4 separate regions of the Mus musculus genome follow, and all the other regions are linked to region 2. A link is a loop called in an ENCODE intact Hi-C map of the cell type or tissue named here. Cell type or tissue: heart. All regions are shown on one strand.

The links. A loop is a pair of places that touch in the nucleus more often than their neighbours do. Peaks named below come from ENCODE experiments on the same cell type or tissue, not always from the same donor. Only the 100,000 strongest peaks of a DNase experiment are listed, where the experiment ranks them.
Region 1: a loop joins it to region 2, with 6 times the contacts of the local background. A loop is called at or near these places in 24 of 42 quality-filtered maps.
Region 3: it touches region 2 in a loop (5-fold over the local background); 21 of 42 quality-filtered maps call a loop at or near these places.
Region 4: a loop joins it to region 2, with 7 times the contacts of the local background. A loop is called at or near these places in 30 of 42 quality-filtered maps.

What each region holds. Positions count from the first base shown.
Region 1 is chr1:131,179,379-131,184,378 of GRCm38, reverse strand. It overlaps Rassf5 (Ras association (RalGDS/AF-6) domain family member 5), which reads left to right. Exons shown (of 6, transcript NM_018750.4): 3 at 2,125-2,235; 4 at 2,928-3,225; 5 at 3,711-3,826. It also overlaps a transcript of Eif2d not described here. Among named protein-coding and RNA genes, the nearest start is that of Eif2d, 29 kb to the right of the region's middle. In heart, a CTCF peak has its summit at 2,553 (motif pointing left); a DNase peak (open chromatin) is centred at 2,518; H3K27ac peaks cover 357 bases.
Region 2 is chr1:131,258,236-131,263,235 of GRCm38, reverse strand. It overlaps Ikbke (inhibitor of kappaB kinase epsilon), which reads left to right. Exons shown (of 22, transcript NM_019777.3): 17 at 3,191-3,230; 18 at 3,953-4,054. All of the region lies in intron 1 of Gm28913 (a long non-coding RNA gene), which reads right to left. Among named protein-coding and RNA genes, the nearest start is that of Gm51644, 15 kb to the left of the region's middle. In heart, a CTCF peak has its summit at 2,662 (motif pointing right); a DNase peak (open chromatin) is centred at 2,660; H3K27me3 peaks cover 2,130 bases.
Region 3 is chr1:130,875,010-130,880,009 of GRCm38, reverse strand. It overlaps Fcmr (Fc fragment of IgM receptor), which reads right to left. Exons shown (of 8, transcript NM_026976.3): 3 at 4,857-4,988; 4 at 3,828-4,047; 5 at 2,106-2,257; 6 at 1,669-1,827; 7 at 1,499-1,557. Among named protein-coding and RNA genes, the nearest start is that of Il24, 9.9 kb to the left of the region's middle. In heart, CTCF peaks have their summits at 2,893 (motif pointing left) and 4,700 (motif pointing left); no DNase peak of the experiment used is centred here; H3K4me3 peaks cover 1,019 bases; H3K27ac peaks cover 521 bases; H3K27me3 peaks cover 2,441 bases.
Region 4 is chr1:131,113,265-131,118,264 of GRCm38, reverse strand. Gm51643 (a long non-coding RNA gene) reads right to left here. Exons shown (of 2, transcript XR_003947991.1): 2 at 2,358-2,715. Among named protein-coding and RNA genes, the nearest start is that of Gm51643, 3.0 kb to the right of the region's middle. In heart, a CTCF peak has its summit at 2,149 (motif pointing left); a DNase peak (open chromatin) is centred at 1,674; H3K27ac peaks cover 2,007 bases.

The DNA.
Region 1 (5,000 bases), 79 kb after region 2:
AGTTTTCCATCACTTAATTCTTTTTTTGTAGATGAATATGAGAATGTCCCAGGAATGACAGTCAGCCTGCCTGAGATGAGTAGAATGAAGGCTAAAACAGCAGCCACCCAGCTACCCATTCTGACTTGAAATGACCAGAGAGCAAGGCAGGGCCATAGCCAGGCACATCTGGTCCATAGAGAGGTATCCAGCATGTGGAGACTGGAAATGGAGAGTCCCAGAAGTGAAGACAAATGAGAGGAATCCGTTTGGAAGCCTCCAGATGAATGAGTCAGGTGAAGACAGCCTGTGAGGCTCACGTGAGTTATGCACTTTAAGCAAACAGGAGATGTCCCAGCAACTATTTTCTCTTGGGCATTCTTCAAGATCAAGTAAGAGGACATACTGGCAGGCCCCTACATCCTGCCAGCTGCCCTCACTCCAGATGTTAGGAGTCCCTCTTTGCCAGCTTCATAGATGATGCAAAACCCACTGGGATGCCTAGAGCTGGACCCACTGATAGGCCAGCTTAGATGAATGTTCCACAGGCCAGGTCTTGTTTTATCATCTGTTCATCCCAGGCCTGCAGTGTTAAAGTTCAGTGACCATTACTGGTGTGGTGGGGTGCTGATCCCGATAGCAGAAGGGGCTGCCCTAGGGTGGCCACATGCTCAGTTGAGAACTTGACTCCATGCTTATATGGACTTCATTCTTGCTCCTACTTGGCTACTCACTAGCAATGGGCTATCAGCATATTTATTTTCTATGTTCATGATCTTACAATAGGAATGCCATAGGTAGTGTGTCAGAGAAGGTATCTGGACCACCAACCCAGTAGTTACCATCAGGAGCTGTGGGTGAAAAGTGCACAGGAGCAGACCATGCAAGAGCCTCGAATGAAAGAGGATGTCGGCTCGTCTCTGTGGAGGGCTGGGAAGGTGGAGCCATACAGACCCAGCAATGCCCACTGCTCTTGGCAGTTTCCTGTGCCCTATAGGATTGGCGAGTGGGAGGAGGAAGTGCTGATGTGCTGTGCGTGTGATGAAGTCCTACAAATGGGCATGCTGAAGGGAAAGGCCAGGCATGAGCTCTGTTGGTGAGCACCCCACTGTGCTTCACTTGGTGGTGGGGACAGTGTGATGTGGAAACCGTTGTAAAATTCTTCAAACCAAACCCCAAGCAGGTATCAGATGCTGTCGAGTCATCCTTCTCTGGGCATCTGCTGTCTGATGTACTAGAGATGATTCCTGACTGCCCAAGTCTGCTGGGTTTCTAAGATCAGAATAATTCTGGGAGAATTTTCACCTACCGGCTCCCTGCACTCCAAGCCACTTTGGGGAGCATTAAGACAAACTGGGAAATGACCCTGAACATGAGGGAAGTCCAGAGAACGGACCTGTGAAAAAGACCTGTGGAGATCTCAGAATCCACCGGTACCATACTGCAAGGGATACTGACCTTAAGTTCCTTCTTCCATTTTCCTGGCGGGTCACAGATAAAGCAGGGAACTCTGTCAGATCGAATCATGTGATGCGGGGAGACCACAGCAGGACAGGTGTGGGATTTCTGGCTTGTTCTGCACATGGGGATGGGGGTATTGAGCTGGTAAATGCAGAGTCCCAGTGTTCTCACCTGGAGAATCAGGAATCAGGAAGTTTGGGTCTGTGAGATGTGGAGATAGCTGAATCCTTAGTGTATAGAGGAGGTGCCTGAATGAACTGTCCCTAACAGTTCATTCACTTGACAAATCATCACATGTTATGAGCAAAGCTTATTGCCAGTGACATGAGCTGACTGGCAGGCGGGATGTGCCCTTGGTCCCTGGCTATCGTTTTTTAGCATGTACTCACTCACACCTTTGTAGCTTATCGCTTCTTGGACACGGACAGGCCACGTCCCACTCACCGAGTTGATGGCCAGTGCCTAGGTATGGGGCATACAGACACTGGTCTCTCAGCCAGTCTGGGCTAGGTATTATTTCCATGTCATAGGTGAGGAAGCTTGAGGCTGAGAGAGATTTGAGTGGCTGGCCTCTTACTGCTCATGCTGGCACTTCTTTCTTAGCCAGAGGGGCATTTGGGAGGTATGCTTACTGCCCTCTGTATCCTGAAAGCCACTGTACACATTGCCACCTGTCTGTTCCAGAATGTCTGTAAGGCAGTGGAGGAGACACAGCACCCGCCCACGATACAGGAGATCAAGCAGAAGATTGACAGCTATAACAGCAGGGAGAAGCACTGCCTGGGCATGAAGCTGGTAAGCAGAGCCTGTCCATCCCTACCCAACATCTTTTCAGCCCTGCCTCCACAGGAACTACGACTCCCTTACAGCTCACTCTCCTTTGTCCAGGCCCAGCTTTCTGTGACCTCAGGGATCCAGAGAAATGGAATGGGCTCTAGAATAGACTCCAGATACAACCTCTGTTCCATTCACTCTCTGGCTACTTTGGCAAACTTTAACCTCTCCTTACTTCAGTATGAAATAGAGATCTCCACGCCCAAGCCCGTGCTTAAGAGATCTTGACATGTACAGTTGTCTTTAAGTGGTGACATCAGGCGAGCCCTGCCCCCTGCTGGTGACTGGCAGCAACTGGCTCCCTGGGGCTTCCAAGTCACTCAAGAGCCTCAGAAAATGCAGCTATCAGTCAGGCTGGAGTTGGGCTGGGTCTCTGAGGGCTTTGATGCCCTCAGAGGTAGAGAGGAGGCTGCAGGCTCTGCCTTTAGAATGAGACCCAACAAAGGCCATTGGCACCTATCTGGTAAAGGGTTGGAGTGGCCTAGTTAAAAACTTCCTGGCCCATGAGGAGAGTGAACTTCCTCCTGCACTTCTAGACAGGAGACTTGGGAAGGGACTCAGGCAGGCTGGATGGAGTAACCTGTCAGGTCTTCTGTAGTTTACAACCCAGAGTGAACTGGGCAGACAGAATCAGCAGTGCCTCCCACTTGCAGAGTGAAGATGGCACCTACACAGGTTTCATCAAAGTGCATTTGAAGCTCCGACGGCCAGTGACGGTGCCCGCTGGGATCCGGCCCCAGTCCATCTATGATGCCATTAAGGAAGTGAACCCTGCAGCCACCACAGACAAGCGGACTTCCTTCTACCTGCCACTCGATGCCATCAAGCAGCTACATATCAGCAGCACCACCACGGTTAGTGAGGTCATCCAGGGGCTGCTCAAGAAGTTCATGGTTGTGGACAACCCACAGAAGTTTGCACTTTTTAAGCGGATACACAAAGATGGACAAGGTATGAGTTTCTGACCTCTCCCTAGTCTGCTAATGCCCACAGTCACTAAACCTCACTATCAGTCCTGGGTGGGAAGTGTAGGCTTCCAGGCAGCAGGATTCATGGAAGGGCCAAGCACAGGCTCTGGGCAGGACCAGGCAGCTCATGCCTACTGTGCCCAGCTCCATGCACACACAGGAAAGACACACCCTGGGCTCTGGGCTCCTAATCTCTATAATGGGAAGGAGTCCGCCCACTGCTCCTCTTCCTCTGGAAGATGTTGTAAATGGAAATATGGCTAAACTTTGCCATATGGGAATGAAGGTAGTGCCTCTCAAATGGCAGGAATGGATGGAAGGCTCAGAGCCACCACTGCCGTGTCAGGTCCACGCCCATTAGAACCACCATGACTATTTCCAGTCATCTGGCCAACCTGTGCATTTCTGAGCCCGACCCCACCCTGTCCTCATTTGAGATGAGCACCCAGCCCTTCATTCTGCTTGCAGTGCTCTTCCAGAAACTCTCCATTGCTGACTATCCTCTCTACCTTCGTCTGCTCGCTGGGCCTGACACCGATGTTCTCAGCTTTGTGCTAAAGGAGAATGAAACTGGAGAGGTGGAGGTATGTCTGGGCCCTTTACAAAAACCAGTTCTGGCCAGATGGGTGCTGCTGTCTTAACTGCAAAGTGTAGGTGGGGCAGCAGGACTTCCAGAGGCTCAGCATTTAACCCAGGATCATCAGTGGGGCGCGCATCACAGGGAAGCAAGTTACAACCTGCACAGGGCAAAGCCTGTGGGAAGGATTTCATTTGCTTTGTGGAAATAGGGCTGGCATGGGGGTGGGTGTCAAACACAGAAACTGTGTTCAGGCCCCACCTAGTTTTTCCTAAGGCCCAGTAAGCTCAAACTCTGGGCTCTACTAGACATAGACAGTTTTGAACCACCTTTCTCTCCTAAAATGCTGACTTCCTTTCTCCAAAGGGGGTCTAACCATGTTAGACTCCTGGCAAAAATGTTGTCAAATCAGGCAGAAATCTTCCAAGCCCAGAATACTTGGGATGCGGTCTTTAGGGAGTGATGGAATGGAGGAGAGGCTCAGAGTGGGGTTGTTTTTGTTGTTTGGAGGAGTTGGGGGGAGAGGGGGGGGTTGGTCAATGGAGTCATGGAAGACCAGGGCAGATAGGGCTCTACATTCATTTCAACCAGGACAGCTCAGGGTGGTCTCGAGTCTACAAAGGCGTGTTAGTGAAGGGTGCACTGAAGGCTGTGCTCTCTGCGGGCCGCAGGCCTGGGGCTGGGAGAGTTGGAGCAGCTGTCGTCTGCACTCTGCTGTGCCAGCTCCAGAACTGCTTCCCCCACTCTCTCTCTCTCTGTGGACCATAGGTTCTTATTATCTAGTGTGGGGATTAGACCAGGCCCACCGTGAAATCCTCCCTTGTGCTCAAGGAGCTTGGAGTCTCAGTCCTTTCTCCCAGCGGAGGCTTCAGCCTGACCAGCTAGAGCCAACTGAGAGGTGTGCAGAGTATGCTCGGTATACTGGTTCATGAGAAGGTGGGCAGCAGGGTGGAGCTTGAAACCTGACGTCACACAGCTCATGAGAGGTGTCCTCCACCTGCCTCTGGGGAGCACGTCCAGCCCCAAAGTGAAGACCTCAGCTGCAGCTGCTCTTCTATAAACACAGGTGTATCCTCAGCTGCGGCTGCTCTTCTATAAGCACAGGTGTATCCTCAGCTGCTGCTGCTCTTCTATAAGCACAGGTGTATCCTCAGCTGCGGCTGCTCTTCTATAAGCACAGG
Region 2 (5,000 bases):
TTCTCTTTTCCCTTCCATCTCCTTGGCTTTGCTGGAGGGAGGCTTTGTTTGTTGGGGTTCTGTTGGTCTAAGGCAGGAAGAGTCTCTGCCTGCACATTGTCTGTAGGCCACTGAGAGACATTGTACCCGAGTGTCATGATAGAAGCTCAGGAGATGTGGATACAGGATACAGTGAGCTGGAGTAATGTGGAAAGGGGCCTGAAAAGAAACCCTTTAGTTTCATTTGGTTTGGTTTTGGCGCGCGCGAGTGCGTGTGTGCGTGTGTGTGTGTGTGTGTGTGTGTGTGTGTGTGTGTGTGTGTGTACATGTGTGTGCATGTGTGTGTACATGTGTGTGTGCATGTGTGTGTACATGTGTGTGTGCATGTGTGCACATGTGTTTTGTGTGTGCGTGTGTACATGTGTGTGTGCACGTGTGTGTGTGTGTGTGTGTGTTTTGTGTGTGCATGAATGCATGTGTGTTTACATGTTGTGGAGGCCACAGACTGATGCTTGGCTTCTTCTTCAATTGCTCTGCACTTTATATCTTGAGGCAGAGTCTTCATACTTGAACCCAGAGTTCACCATTCTGACTAATGTAGCTAGCCAGCTTGTTTTGGGGATCTCCTGTCTTTACCTCTCTAGCACTGGGCTCATGGGTGGCCACAACACCTGCCCAACATTCCATGGGTGAGCTCTAGTGTCCACACATTGCAGTAACACTGCACTTACTGAGCCATCTTCCCAGCCCCTCTAGTATGTCTGTAGACCACCAAAAGAGCCAGTTCATCTGGGAATGAGGATCAGAAGGAATCCCCATTAGAGTTCCTGGACTAGGAGATTTCTTATGTTATTGCTAATGTCCACAAAGACCTTCTGGGCAAGGGCAACCCTTCATAGGCTTAGGAAGGAAACCAGCTTGTCTGAGTTGGATGAGGGTGGAGTAGTCAGGGTAAGGATTGAATGTGGGAAGGGGTGGGGACAAAGTTGGAGAAGCCTGGGAATAAAAGCCCCAGTTAGCTAGCGAGCTGACATATTAGAGCTCACGTCCTGTTCCACCCTATGCTCCAAACATTTCCATATCTGCCTCATTGCCTAAGGTTCTTCTGGCCCCAGGATAATCTATAAAGCACTGTCAGGAGAAATATAATATCTAGCCATATGTGCAATTTAAGCTTTCTCACAGCCAAATTAAAAAGAAAAAAATGGGCAAAAGTAATTTAATAAATTTTATTCAATTCAATACATCCTAATGTCATTTCAGCATATACTTAATATAAACAAAACCACTAAAGAGATATTTTATGCTCCTTTTCATGCTAAATTTTCAAAATCCCATGTGTAGTTTATATACTTTATATCTCTGTCTAGAAGATAAATGTTCAGTAAATGTGATATGCCTTAACACAATTAAAAAGCTCTATTTAGTGGAAAAATTTTACTTGCTTCAGTTTTCAATTCTACATTAATTGAGTACATTAAATTAAAAATCCAGGTCTTCAGTCACCATGGTCACCAGTGTCCTGTGGTCATTAATGAGGACATGGAGATCTTCAGAACATGTCATCTCTTTCCTTTGGGGCCTTCCCTGGGATCCTGGCCTCAGAGGGCATGGGAAAGGCACATCCCCCTGTCCTTGGAAGCGGCAGGATGTGGGACTCAGCCAAGGTGTTGTGCCCAGCTGGCCACTGCTGTGGCTTAGGAGTGTGAGGAAGTTCAGTTTACCTCCACGTCTGGAACACCATATTCTCGCCACCTAAGCTTTAAAGCCTCGCCTTGATGTTAGGCACCAACCTAAATAGGACTCCATAAGTCTTTGAATTATTTAGTGCTCATAAAACTCTATGCACTGCCGAGTGTGGTGGCACACACCTTTGATCCCAGCTTTCAAGAGGCAAAGACAGGTGGATATCTGTGATTTTGAGGCCAGCCTGGTCTACATAGTGAGTTCAAGGCCAGCCAGGGCTATGTAGAGAGACCCTGTCTCAAAAATGATCATCAACAATAATCCTCTCTGTGTCACAATTTTCCTCATTTTATAGTTTAGGAAACAGGCACAGAACAGCTAGTTAGTGCAATCATTCTGCGTCCAGCTTCTTTTAACCATCCCATTTCATAGCCTCAAGAGTGTCTATATGTACTGCTCTCACAGAGTATTTTATTAGAATGTGGACAGCCCCAGGTGCCAGGAGTGTTGCACGCTGCCATTCTGGAAGGCTGCTCCGCAGGCTCCAGGGCACTCCCCTGTGATCCGGATAGGCATCCATGTGTGCACACGACGGTTACCCGAGCCAACTCGCTTGTTCACAGCTGCCTGGTGCTAGGAGGTAGAGCTGGAGTGTGTTCAGGTTCCTCGGCCTTCGCTAGTGCAGGCCCAGGAAGAGGACCCCACTCCTGGGGTGGTGGGATGGGAAAGTGGAAGCGCAAACCAGAATCCTCTTAATCCGTGGCTCTCAACCTTCCTAACGCTACGACCCTTTAATACAGCCTCCCAGGTTGCAGTGACCCCAGACCATACGATTATTCTTGTTACCACTCCACGGGTGTAACTTTATGTGAATATCTGTGTTTTCCAACGGTCTTAGGCAACCCCCGTGAAAGGGCAGTCATCCCCAAAGGGGCTGAGACCCGCTGCTCTTAACCTTGGAGCTACTGCAACTTGGGAAACCAATTTCCTCAAAGCCCAGCAGGGGGCAGTCTCTCCTCGTTGCAAGAGCTTTAAGGTCGTCGGCAGTAGCCTCGATCTAGGCACGGGCACTTCTACCCAAAGCTGTTCCTTCTGAAAAAAGCTGCTGGGCAAAGAGGGACAGTTAGAAGGTGGTGGCCTACCTGTGAGAGACTCCAGGGATGGAGCCAACCAGCTGCCAGCTGGGGAGGGTGGAGGATGCAGGGCCGAAGCTACGCTAACATCTCACCCAGCGTTCCCACCTGCAACATCTCCCGTACACACACCCGCCCACCCAGCAAGATTCGCCTCGCTCTGGAGCCCCAAAGCATTTCTCCTCAGCTCCTTTTTACCAAAATTATATTCAGTCTTTTGTCCACAACAGCAGTGTTGTCATAGTTACTTGATGTTCCATTTCCTCATCCCCGCGGGCTCCCCTAGGCCTGAGATCCCATAAAATGGTCCCCACCCTAGGCTGTTCTTCATCTTTTTAACTTGGTTCCCGGACTAGTTGAGTGGTGACGCCATCCCCATCTGTTTCCTTCAGGGCTCAGCTACAATGAGGAGCAGATCCACAAGCTGGATAAGTGAGTGGTCCCCTTCCCATCAGGCAGGTGGGCAGGAGGGAGGAGCTCATCGGGATGGAGTGAATCTTTATTCTAGGTGGGAAATAGTGAAGCACTTACCCTTGGCCATGGCTGGGTGAAGGTCGTAACTATCCGAGCCTTGTTATATAGGGTCACAGCTGAGTCAGAGGTTTCTCACAATCAGCCTTGAAGTAACTGGCTTTATTCCCAGCATGAACAAGTTTATAGGATTTTTCTCTCTAATTATTCTCACTGATTGGTTCCTTCCCCCTCCCTGCTTTTGACCTTTTGACCATGGGCCTGCCTAGCATCTCATAGATACTGTTTCTTGGACACCCACATCTTCCATGAGGTCTCCCTGGTCTGGTGGCTATTTGGAGATTTTTTTTCCCTCCCAGAGCTATAGCACCTCTAACTCCTACATGCATACACAGACACACATGTGCACACACCTGTGCTCTCCAGGGCTCCGTGTCCTTATTTTCTCCCAGGGATCAAGTTGAGAGTGGATGTGTTCATTAACCATTGTATTGGCCTCCCCTGTCTCCTTATTGGTACACGTGGCTTTTTCTGGCCTCTGGGCTTTAGGACCCAAGTGTATGGTCATCCTCTCTTCCCTGAGATCTGCCCCTGCTTGGGGCAGAGGGGTGGTGGATGGGCTAAGTCTGCATGCAGGTGGCTCTGGCTGCTCACCCCGGTCCATGGGGTCTCTGTCCTTCCAGGGTAAATTTCAGTCATCTAGCCAAGAGGCTGCTGCAGGTGTTCCAGGAGGAGTGTGTGCAGACGTATCAGGTGTCGCTGGTCACACACGGCAAGCGGATGAGGTAAGCAGCCTAGCCCTTCCTCTCTCTGAACTCAAGGAGCCTGGGCTGGCCCAGGGTTTCCATACTACAGAGGACCTTGGGCTAGGCTGGCCCAGCCCTTCCAGACTGCAAAACATGGGCTCTGCTCAGTAAGAGAGGACCTAGTGAGAAGTATAGAAACGGTGGCCGGTCGAAATGCTGGGTGACTTCTACAAATGTGCTTTTTCAGTTCCCCAGTGTTCACACAGCCAGTGCTACCATCTCCTTTTTCAGATGAGAGGACCCAGGCTCAAAGTACTGGTCTCTCCTTAATGCCACAGAGCTAATAGGTAGCAGGCTTGGGGCTAGAACATAGGCGAGGATGCCCCTAAAAAATCTGGATTTCACCTGCTGTGCTGTCTGTCGTAATGGGTCTCTTCTCTCTAGGGAGAACAGCAGCTCCCCTGGGGAGGAGAAACAGGGAGGCAGGGAAGCAGGCCGGGCAGTCCCCACTAACACTCCATCCCTCAAATTTGGGACTCCTTTTTCTAACAGGCCCACGGGGCCCCTGAGAAGGAAGGTCGGTTTCCTCATATGCTGTGTAGCCTGCGGGCCTGTCATGGGCTCAGTTCCTCTCCCCTCACTCTAGAATGCAATGCCTGGCAATCCCCGACACTCTGATTTGATGGGCCTAGGCAGATCTTAGCTATCAGATCAGTAGTTTAAAAGCTAACCCCATAATCCTAATGTGTATCCAGAGTAGAGAGCTCACTGTTGGCTTAATGGACCTGGGACTTGATTTCCTCTGTGCAATGGGGAAATGTCCCTCCTTGTGTGCGTTCCGATTTGAAGTTAGAATTCTCAAGTCTTGCCCTTACTCTGTTATGGAAACAGAGGCACGGACACTCCCCACATAAATGCTCTAGTGTGGCCTGTCATTACTCACAGAGATGCACTAGCCTGGAAGGCCCTCTCTCTCCCAAGCCTT
Region 3 (5,000 bases), 380 kb after region 2:
CCCAGTGAGACACTCCAAGACTTCCCCTTCATGGCAATTCTCAGAAGACCAGGCTACGTCAAGACTAACATGGCACAGGACTGTGATCCCCACAGAAGAATGCCACCACAGAGACTTCAATCAGTCATCTAAATGAAAGTTCTAAGAACTAGAAGGGCAGTCCTCTGAATGCAGGAAGCATCCTTTGTAAGGGACTTCTACATTTTGTATTTTACCAACAGGAGAAAGAGCAGAAGGTTGCTTCAAAAACACATCTCCCACTGAATGTCAACGTATTTGGTTTAAAAAAAAATGAAAACTTTCCCTATGAAGACTGAAATATGAAGACTGAAATAAGCCATTGAGCATACTCTGTATATTTGACACACACACACACACACACACACACACACACACACACACACACAGACACACACTTATTGAGAGAATGAGACAGGGTTAGCTTTCAGCAGGAGGCAGTCCAGAAGAGGGTCTTGTGAGCGAAGACTGGTTATGTCTGTGTTTGGAGGGCAGGTGTGGGGGGCACATTCAAACAGCTGGAGGTGACTACAGGGCTAGGTAGCATTCTTCCCTTTTTATATGATCATTTAAACAATATATTGCCAGCCAGGCATGACATGACTTCACGGCAGCTAATGGGAGGCAAGTACTAGTGAGATATGAGAATGCAGGGTCACGATCCTAAGGAAGCCATCATCTCTGTGTGTAGAAATAAGAACTTGGTTCTGGTGGTTGAGTACTAACCATGGACCAGGAAAGCTGCCTGGAGTTGTTGGAACAAAATGTCCCTGGATGACCTCATGGATTAATCCTCTTCTTCCTGTCCCTCTGGTTTGAACCCTGAGGGTTTGGGGGTCTGTTGTATTTAATTAATTTACACTAATTAACACACGCACATTTGATGCCCTTATTAACACGTTTTCTGACTACAAAGCCCAAATGTTTTAGACTTTGGGAATGCTTAAAGTTTGTTCCCTTAATTTGGGGGAACAAAATGATACCTGCTATGTTGAATGTCTGCATCTCTGCCCAGGCACTTTAAATAACGCGGCTCTCTCTCTCTCTCTCTCTCTCTCTCTCTCTCTCTCTCTCTCTCTCTCTCTCTCTCTGTCTCTCTCTCTCTCTCTGTCTCTCTCTCTCTCTCTGTCTCTCTCTCTCTCTCTCTCTCTCTCTCTGTCTCTCTCTCTCTCTCTCTCTCTCTCTCTGAGATGTCTGAAATACCTCTCTCACAGAGGTAAAACTATCTGAGTAGCTTCCACCCCATCTAGCTTTCTAGAAACCTAGCGTCCTTTTTACACCTTAGTCGCTGCAGGGGTACCTTCCCTACTAGACTAAAGACATCCAACATTCATTTATCCGAAAAGAAATGCTTGCCAGGTAACTAAGATAACCACAGATTTTGCAGCGCCAGCCTTCGAGGGCTTCAATTTAGGGACTGGATACAACCGGTTGGGGGGGGAAGAGCCTGGCTGAACGGGCCGGGGTGGGCGGAGCTTACCTGCGGAGAAGCGGGGGACGCTGAGGCTGGGGCGTTGAGGAGCGGAGCCTCCGCTGGACCTATGAGACAGAAGAAAGCGGTGAGGACCCGGGTTTCCCACGCCTGGTCACCACCTGTCCCCGGTTTCCGGCTGGCCCCAGTCTCCACGCCTCGCTAGTGTGTGCGCTCACCCAAGCTGTCTGGTCCCCGTGCGCGCCGGGGGCAGGCGCTGTAGACGTTGTTCTGCGAGCGCGGCCTCTGCGAGGCATCCCGGCGCTGTGTGGGGAACGGGCGGGAAGCCCCCCGGCCTCGCCTCCTCATCGCTAGTCGGCCCGCACGTCTGGAGGAGGCTTCAGGAGGTCACCAAGAAAAGAGAAGGGCATGGCATCAGACACCAGTGGCCACCTGCCTCTTTTCTCCCAGACTGAAGGCTATACACCTCTAGGATGCCTGGCAATGTTGTAGCCTGGACTTAGACGCCCAGGGTACAGAGCACAGGAGCAAGGGCAAACTATTTTTAGACTCCATTTCTCATCCCGGTTACCTGGGCATCCGAGCTAGATCTGAATGCTCTGGGCTCTTGTACTTCAGGTCTCCCAACCACAGCCCAGATCCTCAAGTGGCTCACCTCTCCTCCTTTGAATGGCTCTTTTTACCACCAGTCCCAAAAGAACCAGCAAGAGAAAGCCCAGGAAGGTCGGAATCAGGATGTGAAATTCTGGGATGGGGATGTGAAGCCCTCGGTCTTCTCTCCCATAGTGTGGGCCATGGTGGCGTGTCCTTGGCCGTGGGAAAAAGGAGAGAGACAGAGAACTTAGACAAGGAAAGGAAACTTAAAGACTCACCCTTCAGTGGCCACCTTTCTTTAGGTGATTTCGAGTTGACCCATTGTTAACAGAATTTCCTCCATCATCCCCAAAGAGATTTGTTTATGGGGTCAGGAGTCTTTGGTTCAAATTTAAGTTCCTCATTTTACTGGTTTTGTGCTCTTGAGCGAGTTTTAATTTCCCTGAGTCTTATTTTGTTATAAATGGGTATCAGAAATGGACTTTGGACTTTCACAAAACTGTTCTGACCAAAATCATAGGGGGTGGGAAGAATTGAAGACAGCCAGTCCATCGCAGGGTCTGATATGGCTTCTATTCCCACAGTTAGAAACCTTGGCATAGGCAGACCTGTATTAACCACACTTGGACATTGTGTGTCTTTATCACAGTTGACATGAAAGAAACATTTATTACGTGGATTTCTGAGATGGAAACTAAGAGTCCTAGTTTCATTGAAGCCACATAGATTTTATTGCCCCAGTTCCCTCACAGGATCCAAATGATAGCCTTTTTTCTCTTTTGTATTTGCTCAGGCAAATTGCTTGTGGGGTTTCACACACATTTGCTTTAATGCTGCCCCCTAGTGGTTCATTGAGGTCCGATATTTAGAACCAAGCTAAGCAATAGTAACATTTGTCACAAAGTGTTAGCAGCATTAAGAAGGAAAGAAAAAAAAAGTAAGAGTAATTTTAATGCTAATTGATTAGTAAATACTTTTAATTACTTTAAATTAATTAAACCCTTTTTCTCATTTAGTTATACATTACAACAGGCCTGAATGAATCTGTATGATAGAAAGACCTGAGTCTTTCTATAAGATCAGAACTAGGGAGTTGCAAAGAATACTACATGTGGGAAAACTCTGCTAACTAAGGTCAAAGTCCATCATGACTGGATAGCCTCTGGGCCTGGTGTAATATAAGAGACTCCCTTCATTAGTGGGGTTTCAAGGAGAAACCCCACTGACCTTACCTGGGGAATTCTAAACCCACACGTTTCTACCTGAGGAATGTCACGAAGCCTCAATGAGATTGCAGAATCAATTTTCTTTCTCCCGATAAATCTCGTTCAGCCAGAACCTGAGATTCCTAAAATGCTTCCCCATGCTAGTGAGGTATCCAGGTAAGCCCCCAGCCAATGACCTTTGCCTATTTTGGATTTTTCTACTTTCAGTCCCTCAAAACTTTATAAGCCTTGAATCACCCTAAATAAAGTTGATCTGCCTCCTGATAGCTGGTTCCAGTGTGGCTAGTCACTGTATGTACTCACAGGGCTTCCAAATCCCCTCCCATCTCGATGCCTCTGCTTCCACTGCCCTTGTGGACAGAATTGGCTGATGTCCACAAGGGCAGGGAGACCCACAACAACAAAGCATATTCTTTGATGATAAGACTAATGCATTTATACAGAACACTCAAAAGCAGAGCATTTCTCAGAGGGTTTCTGGAGACAAAGCTGAGAAGGATATAGGATGACTTCAGGGCTCTTAGTACACAGGCACTAAACATAGAAGCCCTTCTTACCTTTGCTCATGAAGTCTGGTGTGGTGGCTGTAGCTGGCCTCTAGGGGCCTGATTGCTTGCTGAGTGGAAGTCTTTGAGGCTGTGGTTGCTGGCAGGAGCGCTGGGGACTTGGTAGCTGACACAGAAAATGCTCTGTAAACTCTGGGATGTTGGGTTACTGAAGTGATGCTGGAGGGCTGGTGAACCGGAGGGGCCTCAGTCTTTGGAGTTGGCGTGGTAACTTCAAGAGGGAAGGGAAAGCTTACATCAGTGGGAGATATGCTGTGCTCTCCAGTCTCCAGGAGAAGTGGGTCTCCTCTTCCACCCACAATCACTTCTCCCCTTTTGCCCATACACACCACCTGTTTTTGTAGTCCTTGTGGCCACAAATGCCTTTATAGTGCTCTAACTACACAAAAAACTTTCATGCATGCATGCATACATACTTTAAATATTTTCTCCAGGATGCCTTCCCTGACCTCACAGGCTTACTGTCTTCTGGACATGGGGAGTACCTTGCTCTTCTGTGCTCATATATTCTTCCCAATTTCATCCCAGTCAGTCACACTCATGGATCTATGATCTGCCCAGTTACACTGTTTCTTTTGACCCCAGCAAGGCCTCCTAGTGCAGCAATGTTCAATTAACGTACCTAACTCACCAGTATATGTTAAGATGCATGGGAATGTTAGTAGATAATCATCTTTTAATTGCTAAATAGAGTTGTTAAAACCACTAATTACCAGCAGGTAGAAGACACCCCTGCAGGTAGCAGGAAACATACTGACCTCCAGTTGGCAAACGTCTGCCCAGTCTTGGTTTCTAGTCATTCAAATAGGACCTGGGGTTTGTGAATTGGGCACTTTGTTACTTGTATGCCACCTAGTGGTGGTATGTGACTCCTCCAACTAGGGCCTGGCCTCTTAGCTGTCAGATGAAGGTCCTTCCCAAGGAAAAAGCATGGGAAAGTCCCTTCAGCTTTGCTAACTGCCTTATGAATTGAACAAAACAAGTCTCCCTCTTCTCGCGCTCTTGACTTGATGAGCTCACCTTTGGCTATGACTCCAGAAGAGCTGGGATGTTCACTCCCGTGGAGCCAGGGCATCTGGTGCTGCAGAAATCTGTGCAACCATCTTGGCCGCTCAGAGGTCCATTCATCTTCCCAGAATGGTTCTGGGTATTCTATTGGAGGCA
Region 4 (5,000 bases), 140 kb after region 2:
GTGCAGACAAGGAACCAGAGGGGGTCCTAACGTGGCAGTAGAGGGATGGCTTTTCCAATTCACTAGCAGGAAGCAATGTTTGCACAAGTACCATCCAGGACCTGGGATGGGATCCACCTCTCACCTCCCCATCCTCACTTCTACCACATACCCCACCTCTTACCCCCCCTCCTCACCTCTACCACACCTCCACCTCTCACCTCCCCATCCTCACTTCTACCACATACCCCACCTCTCTCTTCTCCCTCCTCACCTCTACCACACCCCCACCTCTCACCTCCCCATCCTCACCTCTACCACACCCCCCACCTCTCACCTCCCCATCCTCACCTCTACCACACCCCCCACCTCTCACCTCCCCATCCTCACCTCTACCACACCCCCCACCTCTCACCTCCCCTTCCTCACCTCTACCACACCCCCCACCTCTCACCTCCCCATCCTCACCTCTACCACACCCCCCACCTCTCACCTCCCCATCCTCACCTCTACCACACCCCCCACCTCTCACCTCCCCATCCTCACCTCTACCACACCCCACCTCTCACCTCCCCTTCCTCACCTCCTCTCTGCACAAACCTGTTGTCATCTAAAGCTCATCACAGCTCTGACTTGGCATCAAGCTGTCAAGGCTCACTGAGCTGAATGTGTCTCTGGTTCTAGGATGAGGTGGATCAAGAGCACCCAGGAAGCCTGTTTACTAGTCACTTTCAGGTACTATAGGAAAATGAGGGAGGCTGTGAACTTTATAAATGGGGGAGCTGTAAGTCAGGGAGCAGGGCAGTGTTGTATGTTGAGCTTCTGGCTGACACTCCTGGGTGAGTTAGCTCCATTACAGTTGTGACTTTGAGACAGAGAGATGTATTGATTAGACAGCACCTAGGGCCGAGGCTCGTCTTGCCTGTTCATAATGACCTCACACTAGACCAAATGAGGGGTTTGTGAAAGCAGCTGAAGACACAGCATCAGTGATCCAAGTGCACTCTCTCAAGGTCTCGGCGCCCGCCCGTTACCTTACTAGACTCGCAACACAGGAGGTGCCACACCTAAGCTGTATCTAAATCATAGCGTCCTTCCTCCAACTTTGGCCCCATCCTCAAACAGGACAACAGGAGAACCGGATGGACCCTGCCGAGGCAGGTGGGACTTGGGAGCTGATAATCCTAGAAACAGCATGCAGCTCCAGAGATTTTCAGTCTTCCTGGTGTTCTTTTCCAAACGTTGTGGCTATTCCCCCCAGGCCTGATAGCTGAAGAACACTAAAAATAGGCCAGCTCATTTCAATTTAATTAGCCATTCCTCTGAGATCGCCAGATGGAACGAAGCAAAGACAGATGCGCTGGGGGCATCAGAAGTGGGAGTCGGTTCTAAATGTGGTTTTTGTGAGCCCAGACAAAGGCACGCTGCAGCCTGCGGGGACCACAGTCTGGCTGTTGCTCCTAGGTGCTGGCCAGGCACTGGGGAGAGCTGGTGGGTGAGGAGGGTTGGTAGGGGGTCTGCGGCTGGGGCAGGGGCAGAGAAGAGGCTCCAGGCCTCGGGAAAGCAGGCTACTTCCTCCTCAGGCTCGAATGTGTGGTCCCTGTGGAGGCACCTGCTTGTCTAGCTCCCGTCTTAGGGGTCTGTGGACAGGAAACATCCCACAGCAAGAAAGGGTTGGGATTGCCGCCAAGTGAGGTGAGGACTCTATTTCTGGAGCCCTTAAGAGTGGGAGAAACTGCCAGTTCCCCGGGGTCAGATATTTTCCTTATCTGAAAACAGGGTGACGTGCACAAAGTAAAATCAGGCAGCTCTTGGACAAAAGGGGTGGTGGTGGTGGTGGTGTTAAAAGGCCCTTAGAGGGCTGGTGAGATGGCTCAGTGGGTAAGAGCACCCGACTGCTCTTCCGAAGGTCCAGAGTTCAAATCCCAGCAACCACATGGTGGCTCACAACCATCTGTAACAAGATCTGATGTCCTCTTCTGGAGTGTCTGAAGACAGCTGCAGTGTACTTACATATAATAAATAAATAAATCTTTAAAAAAAAAAAAAAAAAAAAAAAAAAAAAAGGCCCTTAGAACCCAGAATTTATGCCCTTAACCAGCGGCTTCATAGTGCATAAAAGACCAGCGGTGTGGAACAAGTGCTCCCCCTGGTGGTGCACATAGGGATAAGCTTACCAGACGCACTTCATTAGTTTATTCAGCCATTCTCTATGTGATACAGTTTGTTCCCAAAACTCCAAACAAACGAATATGAGCCTGATGTGTGAATTAAGGATCGATCTCAGCTCTTTCTAGTTTCCCCTCCCCCTTTCTTCCCTTCTTTTCCCCCTCCGCCCCTCATTGATGGTTAGTCCCAAGCCAAGGGCATTTTTCTCATTTTGCAGGCTCATGTGAGCTATGATTTCATTGACTCCAGGATGAAGGCTGTGTGTGTCACTTTTCCTTTTGGCTCTCCTCCAAGGAGAAGAAATGGCCTTTTGTAACACCTTCGTGCAGCTTAGCTGGAACCTGAAGAATTGCTAGATTCCATACCCATGCTCTGGGGAGGCTGGGAGGAAGGATATTAACCACTGACCGAGAGCTCTGCTTTTGGTCCTGATGCCAGGGAGTGGTCTTCTCTGCTCAAAGCCAGCATCTCTGGCATTCATGCCTGGTCCTGTACTCCATGCTCCTCCTGGGTGACAGCCTTCTTTCAACCCGATCACGCATTACTTTACCGGCTGTCCAAGGTTGGCTGTCAGGAAAGGACGAGGGACCTGGGATTGTGGCACATAAACTGTGAAGACACTCCAAGATGTCTGTGCCCACTTGCCATGGTTCTTACAACCACAGAGCCATCCTCATCCTGGAGGTTTGTCCTTAGACTTCTCACTAGATGGAATCCTGTATCTGCCAGATACTGGGTGCCATGGATGAGAAACAACCCTGTGGAACCAATTCATGTTCTCCTTTAGGTAGACACTCTGTGGCTGAGTTTCTTTTGTTTTTGAGCTTGCAGACCAAGGTCTAGCTATTGCTTTCAGGCACCAGAAATGGCAGAGAGTCCTCCCCTCTGCTCCTCTTCTTCCCCGTTTCCCTGCTCACTCCTCCTCCCCTCATCCTCCTGCCTCCTTTGTCTTCCCCCTTCCTTTTTCTTCCCTCCTCTCATTCTTCTCCCTCCCCTCCTTCCCACCCCTCTTCTCCTTCCCCACCCTCCCATACCTTCCTCCCCTCCTCCCCCTTTCCTCCTCCCCCTTCCTTCCCCCTCCCTCTTCATCTCCCCTTCTTTCCTCTCTCCCCTTTCTTAGTGTCCCCTCCCCCACCTTCCGTCCCATGCTCCCCCCCCCACTCCACTCCCCTCTCCAGTAGGCGTATGTTTGAAAGTAGAATTGCATAGTATATTACAAGTTTTAAAGCATTGACTTCAGGTTGTTGAGATGGCTTGTAGGTTAAGGCACTTGCTGCCAAACCTGACAACGTGAATTTGATCCCATCTATCCCATAGGATAGAAGGAGAGAATAGATCCCAGAAAGCTGTTTTCTAACTCCACATGTGTGCTGTGGCTCATGTATGTGCACCTGTGGCTTATGTATGTCCGTATTTGTATGCACACATACACACACACACAAGAAATAGATACAAATGTAATACAAATTTTAAAGTTAATTTTTGAGGTTACTTTCAACATTTTTTTCTTTTTTGCTATAGCAAAACATATAACATGAGCTTTATCGTTGTTTTACAGGGCACGAATCTGCCCTGAGTAGCACAGAGTTGTGCAGCTCTCAGGATGCCCTGTCTCTAGAAGTTTCATCTATTCTCCACAGAAACTGTACAAGGCCTGTCTTCAGCTTAAGTCTGTATGAGAAACTGCTGGAGTCACTCTGTAATTTCTTGGTGCCTTGAGCAGATAATTGGTGGCCACCACACCACACTCCAGGCTTCTCCAGATCCTAACAACAGGCAAGGCTGTGGCCTCTTCACTGTCCTGCAGTCACAACATCTGTAGGGGTCGATATCATCCCTTTCCACAGCAGAGCCACAGCTAATCTTTATACCCTAGCTCTGGGCCAGACAGAAATTTGCTACTCCATATAAAGGAGGGCATCTGTCTGTACAAATAGAGAGCTGTCCCCAGAAAAGAGACTCTGGCTGTCCTTGGTCATAAAGAGATGCCAAAGGGCATGCATTTGGAGCCAGAAAGATTTGGGTTCAAATGCTAATGTTGGCCCTTGCTAATCACTTGGCTTGTTTGGTTGTTTGGGTTAAGTCACAGATGGGGACACCTTATGGCACAGAGATTCTTTACTTTAGAGAAGGAAATTCAGTAGTACTAGGTCTTCCTTCCTCCCTTCCTCCATCCCTTCTTCCCTCCCTTCCTCTGAGAATACCAGAGACAGCTTGGTTTCCTTTCCTATTGGCTCCTTTTCTGGGGCATCAGTTCCTAAGAACTAAGAATGCTCCCCATTTTCTGAGCCATGACCTCATTTGTGTTGATTAAATATGAAAAAAAAAAAAGGTTTCTTTTCTGCTGGGTGGAGGTGTGGTTTGTTCATTGCTGTATTCTATTGAATTCCCCTGCCTCCTTCCCAGTCACTGGCATGACTATTTCTCTTACATTCTAAACGAAACCTCCCACATCTGTCTCCAGACTCATGAAAGGGGCAGAAGACATGATATTTAGATGTGCACCTGTCTTAGTCAGGGTTTCTATTCTTGCACAAACATCACGGCCAAGAAGCAGTTGGGGAGGAAAGGGTTTATTCGGCTTACACTTCCATACTGCTGTTCATCACCAAGGAATTCAGGACTGGAACTCAAGCAGGTCAGAAAGCAGGAGCTGATGCAGAAGCCATGGAGGGATGTTCTTTACTGGTTTGCTTCTCCTGGCTTGCTCAGCCTGCTCTCTTATAGAACCTAAGACTACCAGCCCAGAGATGGTCCCACCCACAGGGGCCTTTCCCCCTTGATCACTAATTGAGAAAATGCCTTACAGTTGGATCTCATGGAGGCATTTCCTCAACTGAAGCTCCTATCTC